3 separate regions of the Homo sapiens genome follow, and regions 2 and 3 are each linked to region 1. A link is a contact called in ENCODE Hi-C or POLR2A ChIA-PET data. All regions are on one chromosome and are shown on one strand. The core of a region is the stretch at or near the end of the contact, and the rest is flanking DNA. Distances in the headings are between cores, read along the strand shown. Region 1 holds the start of ERFE (erythroferrone). Region 2 overlaps RAMP1 (receptor activity modifying protein 1). Region 3 holds the start of PER2 (period circadian regulator 2).

Region 1 (2,765 bases), core at 86-2,585:
TGGCGTCCCAGGAGACGGCCCCAGCAATGGGGGTGGGTATTGGGCAGCTGCCCTGGTTCCAGCCACAAGGGGTCTCTCAGAAACAAGCCTTGGAGCCTGGGAGGACCTCTGGTGTCACTGTGTCCCCCACAAACAGGGTCCAAGGCCAAAACTCCACCTGGAAGCCCCTGAGCCCCGTCTGCCTCCTGCTGACAGTGCCCTGACATTTGGCTGCTGTGCCCACCTGGGTGGTTTGGCCAACTGCACGGGGAGGGGGTGCCTTCAGTCCCTGGGAAGTGGCTGGGTGTGATGGGGCCGGGATAGAGAACTCTGGGGGACCCCAGGCCTGGCTGCACCCCTGTCCTCTCTAGTAGATGCGTTCCTGGCTCTCCCCTCTACTGCCCCTGAGCATCTTCAGAATAAACAGCACCGGCCGCCCACCCCGGCTTCCCTGGGGCAGCCCTGTCTCCCTGACCCAAGGCCCGGCCACACTGAGGGCTCCTCTGAAGTTCTCCCCTCCTCAGGCCTGGGCCACACCTCCCCAACCGGACCACCCTCTGCTCAGCAGTCCAGGCTCCAAAACCCTGGAGAGGAGGGGGCAGGGCAGAGCTCAAGATCACCCACTCACGGCCAAAAGCCACCTGATCACTTGACTCAAAGCCACATGTCATTCCCCACCCTGCACAGCCCCCCGACCCCAGATCCGCAGGAAAACACTTTTTGTTTTCCAGATAATTGCACCAAATAGATTGGGGGCGGTGGCAGTAATTCGCTTACACTTTTTACAAATGCGTTCTTCCCAATTTCCTCAAATCAAGTTATTTACACTTTATCTATTTCCCAACTTCCTTCTGTCCCAAAAGAAAAGGGGGGTTTCGCCGACCTAGTAGAACCTTGCTTTAAGTCAAACTACCCCAAAGCCAAAGTCAAGGCTGCCCCGCCGGGCTGAGGGCGGCGTCTACACGGCCCTGAGTCTCTGCGGAGCCCCGGAGCCCCGGTGCCAGGCGATGCAGCAGCCCTCGGGGGTGAGGGCGGGCTCGGCCTCCACGTCCGCCTCCCGCCGCCCCGAGCCGGGGCGTGCGGGCGCGGGCTGGGTCTGGAGCGGGCCCGGGCGTCTTACCGGCGGACGAGCGGCCGGCCCCGCGCGGCTCTCCCCGGGGCCCCGGGGCAGCTCGTTCCCGGGCGGCGGCTCCCTGCGGGCGCGGCTCCTCGAGGGCGCCCCAGGCTCCGGGGACCCCAGGCCCGCGGCGGCGGCGGCCAGCAGGCCCGCGTAGACGAGCAGCAGGCGGGCTCCGGCGGGGCGGCGGGCCGGGGCCATGCGGGCGGCGGTTCCCTCGCGGCTCCGAGCGCGGCGTCTCGGACGCCCCGGGCTCCTCGCCTTATAACGCGCTTGAATCCCCCGCCTCGCCCGAGACCGCGCGCCCGCCCGCGCCCCCTCCCGGCTCCCGTGCGCGCTGCATGGGGATGGGGGGAGTGTCCGGGCGGGGGAGGGGGAGTGGGGGAGGGGGCACGGGGAGCGGGGCAGGGCAGGGAGAGCGAGGGGTGTTCCCCTGCTGGGCGCGTCCCCCCTGCAACTCCTGGTTCTGGGATCCCTCCTTCGCGCTGTCCAGCGCTTCTGCTTCCTGGGGAGCGAGGCGCCCCTTCTCCCAGCCCTGGACCCTCGGCCCTCGCGACCCCATTTTCTTTGCGGGGAGCCAGGCGCTGCCTCCTCCCAGACGGCTCGAGGCATCCTTTCTCCCCGCTCTGTCCCCCACGTCCTCTGCAGGGACCCCCGAGGTACCCCCTCCCCATTCTCCTGGCTGCGCCCCGCAAGGCCCAGGCCTCTATGACACAGGTGGAGCAAATCTGAGCCGGGAGACCCTCAGGGCCCCTTCTCAGCGCCCCTTTCCCAGGCGGGAACTCCCCTTTCCAGGCCGCCCTCCGTCCATGGCTGGCGTGCTCTGAGCGCAGGGATTCACTGTTCTTCCCCACCTGTCGCACCTGCCGGGACCCAGAAGACGCAGGGAGCCAAGAAACAACTCAGGACAGCCGCCCTGCCCTGGTGGGGCTGAGCGGGGCCTGGGCTGGGAGAACTGACCCCTATCGTGCCCTAGCGGGGGTGTGGGGGCAGACCAGACCGGAAGCCAGGCTGCCCACCGCCCACCGGAATCAGTGCCCCCAGAGGTGGACCAGACCCTGCAGGCCTCGGAGAAGGTGGCAGAGAGGCCTCTGGGCGGCCCTACCAGGAAAGAGCCAGCCCCAGCCCCACCCTACCCCTGGCTTTGTTATATCGCATGCCCTTTTGACTATCTGCCCCACCACTGGACGCTAAGCCGAGGAGGGTCGCACACTTGGCTCGCTTGCCCCACCCCCGAGGCACCTGCCCCTGGTGGGTACACAGTGCTTTTTGTTAAAGAACGGGAGAAGGCTCCGCTGGAAAAGTACCTTACACTCACACCGAGGGCTGCTGTTCCCGGGGAACTCTTTTGAGAAGAGCCCGCTGGGGAAAGGAGGCCTTACCCTGTCCTGGTTCACAGGATGTGGCAGCAGGGACTGAAAGGGGCACCAGCAGCCGCAGGTGGTGCCCCCCAGGCTTGGGGATGGGCCAAGTTCCGTCCTCAGATGCAAGCTGGCCTTTGTCGCCTGCCTTTTCTGGCCACTCATGCGATGTTCCACCTGGCTGGCCTCATGCCTGGCAGGTGGGGAAACCAGGAAATACTTCATACTTTAGGAAAAGCATGGGATCAGAAGGTAATTATTCCCTGTGATTCCACCCCTTTTCCCATAGGATATGGGAATGGTGTAGA
Region 2 (2,765 bases), core at 106-2,605, 250 kb after region 1:
GAATTACTTGAACCTGGGAGGCGGAGGTTGCAGTGAGTTGAGATCACGCCATTGCACTCCAGCCTGGGTGACAGAGCAAGACTGTCTTTAAAAAAAAAAAAAAAAAAAAAAAAGAGGTTGATATAAGAACCTTTTGAGAAAAAAGCAGCTGAGAGAATTCATTGCCAGCAGACCTGTGCTACAAGAAATGTCAAAGAAAGTTCTTCAGTGATAAGAAAGAGTTTGAGATCCACATAAATAGATGAAGGGCTCCAAAAACAGTGAAAATGAAGACAATAGAAGGGTACTTTTCCTTATATTTAATCTAGAAAGTGAGTAAATGGATCAGAGGCCATAAATTAAATGTGAGGAGACCCCTGGGGGCTTTAAGAGGCTATACAGAAAAAGTAGGGGCCTCTCCGGCATCCCAGCACCCCTCTACCCCCGCCCCTATCGTACGGTCACTGTTTTTCCTTCCTGGCTGCCCTCTAGGTCACTGCCCTGAGTGTGCAGGGCCTCCCTTAGCCCATCCAAGAGGCCTAGTAGATGAGGCATGAGGAGGGAGAGGCAGCAGAGAGTGTGCCGTGCCTGTAGGCATTGGGGTGTGTGGTCTCTCCAGGTGAACAAGGACTCATGTTTCAAGAAGAAAACAGAAGTGGAAAAAGCCACATGAAGTCGTGACGGTTTGAGTCTCATCGTGGGGGAAAAACGAATGAGTGCACGTTATGTGGCCGGTCCATGGTAAATGTTAGACGTGTTATTGTTGCTGAAAACCAAGTCCAGCCTTCTCAACTACAGGGCTAAACAGTGAGAATGCTGCCTTTTTTTTTTTTTTTTTTTTGAGACAGAGTCTTGCTCTGTTGCCCAGGCTGGAGTGCAGTGGTACAATCTCAGCTCACTGCAACCTCCGCTTCCCAGGTTCAAGCGATTCTCCTGCCTCAGCCTCCTAAGTAGCTGGGACTACAGACATGGTCCACCATGCCTGGCTAATTTTTGTATTTTTAGTAGAGATGGGGTTTCACTATGTTGGCCAGGCTGGTCTCGAACTCCTGACCTCAGGTGATCTACCCTCCTTGGCTTCCCAAAGTGCTGGGATTACAGGCGTGAGCCACTGCATCTGACCAATGAAGCCTGCTTTGAATGATGATCCTCTCCCATATCTCAGACCCACCAAACCCGCAGGCAGTTTAGTTTTTGGTGTTCTGCAGATCCAGTGACACATGATCCTGAACACTGACCCCTGTCCTCTGAGGAGCGGAGCTGTGGCATTTTTAGGAGGAGCTATTGCCATCTCTGCACTGGCCAAACAGAACAGGAAGGAGCGGATGCAGGAAGCCACGCCACCACAGAACCCACGCCGAGGCCACGCTGAGGCAGATAGGGCCGTGTGTGGGTGGGCTATTCTGGGATCAGGCACTCTCTCCTTGATATGTCAGCCTTCTGGATTGCAGTGCCACCCACGTCTAAAAATATCTCTAATGTGCAGTCGGCTGCCCACTTCATCCTGTTTATTTATACAGAAGTGACAGCTGAAACTTTCAATAAATGTTGTGAGCTCCGTCAGTGAGGATGTGATAAAAGAATTCCCCTCAGAGTACAGACATTCTTCTGCCCAAAAGAACACAGAACGGACTGAAGGACCCAAAATAGTCATGAAAAATACACCCTGGCTTTAACTCCCTAAAGTTTCAGTTCTCGTGTCACTGAGTAATTATCCTTTTTTGGCTAGGACCTTCTATTCTGGGGCTCGAAGCAAACTTTGCTTGGAATGTTCCTGAATCCTATGGTGGGAGTTTCCAGCATATCTGGGTCCCAAGTCAAGGCCCGACACCACTGTTCATGGTTACTTGCTGGTAAGAAAGTGTGATCACTGATGCTCACAGGTGAGTCATCTACTCTGGGGACACCCTGGGTTGCAGTTGTCCCCCAGCTACCCCCGGCTGGCCCTAATATGAAATATCTGAGCCTGGGCCCTGTCACCCATAGACCTGGGTTCAAATCCCAGCTCCACCTCTTACCCAGAGTGATCCTGGAGACCTCATTCGCTTGTTCAAGTCTTAGTCTCCTATTAAGATAAAGATACAGGTCCTCACTTGACTGGCTCATGACGTATACATTTCTTGTCCTTTTTGAGTTTATACTTAAGCAAAAGGTGACCAGGCAATGTGTGTCTAAATTGTCAGAAAATCTGAGGGGAAAGCACTTTTGGCTTTATATTCGCTTTTTAAAATTTATTTATTATTTTAGACAGCGTTTTGCTCTGTTGCTCGGGCTGGAGTGCAGTGGCACGATCTTGGCTCACTGCAACCTCTGCCTCCCGGGCTCAGGTGATCCTCTTGCCTCACCCTCCAGAATAGCTGGGATTACAGGCGTGCACCACCACACCTGGCTAACTTTCATTTATTTATTTATTTTGATTTTTATTCTATTTTTGAGACAGAGTCTTGCTCTGTTGCCCAGGATGGAGTCCAGTGGCATGATCTCAGCTCACTGCAAGCCCCACTTCCTGGGTTCATGCCATTCTCCTGCCTCAGCCTCCCGAGTAGCTGGGACTACAGGTGCCCGCCACCACGCCCTGGCTATTTTTTTTTTTTGTATTTTTAGTAGAGACGGGGTTTCACCGTGTTAGCCAGGATGGTCTTGATCTCCCGACCTCGTGATCCGCCCGCCTCAGACTCCCAAAGTGCTGGGATTACAGGCGTGAGCCACTGAGCCCGGCCCAATATTTCTTCTAGAAATACAAATGACTACTAAGCATGTGAAATGAAAGACCAAACATCCAGATG
Region 3 (2,765 bases), core at 141-2,640, 130 kb before region 1:
GATGCTGCGGGCTCCAGCTTCTTGGACAGTCTCGCCTTCCCCATGAGAGCCTACACATTCAGAGCCTGCTGCGTGGGAGCCTGAAAGCTCCTTCCTGTCCTGTAAGTCTCAGGCTTCTACCCAGACCCGGGGAAATTGTACTCTTTCTCCTGACACTTTAAATGGAAGTTTAGAGGCTCCACATGCCCCACACAATGCTTACCGAAACAAGGTGATGCAGGGTCCCGCGCTGTCTCCCAGGACAACCTCCTACCCCTGGCTCCTGCGTCTCTACGGCTTGCACCGTTGTAAGGCGTCCCTTTCTCAGGGCCCATCTTACCCGCCTTGGAAGTGCTGCCTTTCTCACGGAGCCTGTGGGGATAGCTCTGGTTAATTTATAGCCCACATCGCCCAATTTAGCATTTGATTAAGTTTCCTTTTTATGAGATAGTCCTTTCTCCCTAGTGATGCGCTTGGGGGCAGGGACAACATCATTTCTTTCTTTTGTACCTCCCCAGAGTAACAATGACTCTATTTCCTGAACCAAAAATTGCAACACGTGGTCTCAAAAATAAGAAAGGTCACTTGGTAGCTGCCGGGACAAGTGTCGACCACAGGCACCTCAGAGGCCCGGGTGGGCGTGCCCCCGGAGCTGCTGCAGGGCGGTGCTGCCACCTTCTCCTGGGCTGCTCCGGGGCCCCGCGATGAATGAGTGAGTGAATGAGTAAATGAATGAATGTGAATGCGTGAATGAAGCATGCCGCGCGGACTTTCCCGCGGCCCTGGCCGCTGGGGGCGCGCCTCTGGCCGGTGGCCGGAGGTGGAGGTCTCCCTCGTCCGGCTTCGGCGCGCCGGGTCTGCCAGGCCGGCCGGAGGTGCGCAGGAGCCCCGCGCCCAGCTCCCCCGCCCGCAATGGTACGCGCCACTCCGCGCTCCCCGAGCTGGCGGGCTTGAGGGCGTAGTGAATGGAAGGCGCCGACGCCGGAAGTGGATGAGACCACTAGGGAGGACGACGGGTAGCACGAACGCGCCGCGTCTCCATTGAGGAACCGACGAGGTGAACATGGAGTTCCATGTGCGTCTTATGTAAAAAGAGCGACGGGCGCGGCCACCAATGGGCGCGCGGCGTTCGTAGGCCCCGCCCCTCATGTATGCAGATGAGACGGAGTCGCGGCCAATGGCGGAGGCCGGGGGCGGGCGCGGCGCGCGCGGTCACGTTTTCCACTATGTGACAGCGGCGACTCGGCCGCGGCGGAGGCGGCGGCGCTGAGGGGATACGTGCAGCTGTGGGCGGCGGCGGCGGGCGCGGGGCCGGGCGGACAGAGCCGCGAGTCGGCGGAGGGACCGGCGGACGGGCTGACGCGGGCGCGGCCGGCGGTAAGTGGCGCGGCGCGGCCCCGCTGCGGCTTACGTAACCGCCGCCGGCGCGCGGGCCTCGGGCAGGTCGGGGTCCCAGCGCCGGCTCGGGCAGCGGAGGCGCCGCCGGAAGTTCCTTGGGCTGCTGGACTCCTCGGCTTGAAACGGCGCCGGCGTGGGGGCGTGTGCCCTTGGCCCTGTCCCAGGTGGAGAGTGGTCGAGCCGCGCGCAGGGTGCGCTCGTTTGAACTGCGGTGACACCGAGGGTTGGGGACTCGAACCCCCGCTTCGCAGCTCAGGAGCCTGAGGTCCGAAAGGTGAGGCAGCGTGTGTAGGGCACCGAGCTACCGAGTGACTGCGCGCGGGCTGCGGTTCCGTGGGCGATTCTCTTTTGGGAACCCTCCCTCCCCTCGCATGGGGAAGGCCAAGGAAACCAAGGGTCAGCGCAGCCGGCCCTGGGATCTGGAGGACCCTCGGGGAGCTGACTGCCTCTTCTGAGGCCACAGGGCTAAGTCCTGGGCTGGGGAAGGGCCATGGAGGGGCGCTGATCTAGGAGCTTTTCCTGGACACCCACGGGTCTCCTGGAATGGGTGATCAGAGGGACAAGGAAGTCCCGGTGCCAAGCCAGGCCTGGGAACCTGAGGGCGGGGAGACCCTCTAATGTTCGCCCCTTTGCCTCCCCTGGACCACCCTGTATTAATTCCCTTTCCCCGGACTGGATAGAAGGGAATGGGGGTGTCCACTCTTTGGTGCAGCAGTCGCGCCTACCTTCTGGGATGTACTTTGGCTGCCAAGTCCCAGACATAGACCAGGGGGTGGGAGGTGGCCTGCTTCCCCCTTCAGGAAGGCCAGGGTAAGGGATGACGAGTTGGTTGCCAGGGTTTCTGTAACCTACACAGAAGGAACCCGTTTGGAAAGCTGATTCATACAGAACAACAGAGCCAGAAGGCACCCTGAAAATCACCCAGAGTAACCCCTCAGCCTGACAGATGAGCAAACTGAGGCCCAGGCCCAGGCTGTCTGCAGGATCTTCCCATCGTCCTGGGGCAGGATGAGCTTCAGAGGTTCAGTGATGGCCTCCACTTGCGTGCTGAATCCTGGGTGGGCTGGAATTTGGGAGGAAGGGCCTTAAGTCCGGGAAATGTGTTAAGAACCCCACACGGTGGCTAAAGCCCCACATGGACGCCTCTCACCTGTATATGGCACAGCAGGACTGCTAGACTTCTTGGCCCACCCTCTACCCCCACCTGGGGCTTCTGGTCCCAGGCTGGGTGTGCCTGAGAAGAAAACAGGACTCTACCTGAAGGCTTTATTTGGAAATTGAGTTTTAAAATACAAGGTGAATTGATTTTTGTGTGCTATATGACTATAATGAAGAAAGGGACTCCGTTTTTTTTGAGTGGAAGCTGTGTGGTGTGCCAGCGCGGGGAT

What was found. Hi-C counts contacts between places; a loop is a spot of excess contacts on that map. ChIA-PET counts read pairs that join two places held with the same protein, here RNA polymerase II (POLR2A). Pooled maps may share reads with other maps.
Region 2: a loop to region 1 is called in a map of chondrocyte, with 2.5 times the contacts of the local background. The contact joins the enhancer-like site here to the promoter of ERFE in region 1. A Hi-C loop is called at or near these places in 3 of 168 maps with a recorded cell type or tissue (chondrocyte and psoas muscle) and 2 of 50 pooled maps.
Region 3: a pooled map shows a loop between it and region 1 (2.9-fold over the local background). The contact joins the promoter of PER2 here to the promoter of ERFE in region 1. A Hi-C loop is called at or near these places in 1 of 168 maps with a recorded cell type or tissue (ascending aorta) and 2 of 50 pooled maps. POLR2A ChIA-PET finds 5 or more read pairs at or near these places in 2 of 52 experiments (PC-9 and T-cell).

What each region holds. Positions count from the first base shown.
Region 1 is chr2:238,157,540-238,160,304 of GRCh38, reverse strand. It overlaps ERFE (erythroferrone), which reads right to left and starts at 1,335. Exons shown (of 8, transcript NM_001291832.2): 1 at 1,100-1,335. The coding sequence starts at 1,297. RefSeq lists a silencer at 1,288-1,357.
Region 2 is chr2:237,904,066-237,906,830 of GRCh38, reverse strand. All of the region lies in intron 2 of RAMP1 (receptor activity modifying protein 1), which reads right to left. Among named protein-coding and RNA genes, the nearest start is that of RAMP1, 46 kb to the right of the region's middle. Within about 2 kb of position 1,355, at least 19 of the 41 ENCODE cell types and tissues checked have a DNase peak (open chromatin) inside an H3K27ac peak, as active enhancers do; they include psoas muscle, where a contact is called at or near this core.
Region 3 is chr2:238,287,235-238,289,999 of GRCh38, reverse strand. PER2 (period circadian regulator 2) reads left to right here and starts at 1,390. Exons shown (of 23, transcript NM_022817.3): 1 at 1,390-1,651. It overlaps LOC112268433 (a long non-coding RNA gene), which reads right to left and starts at 2,131. Exons shown (of 3, transcript XR_002959458.2): 1 at 2,103-2,131. RefSeq lists silencers at 643-912, 1,253-1,402 and enhancers at 951-1,845, 1,930-2,452.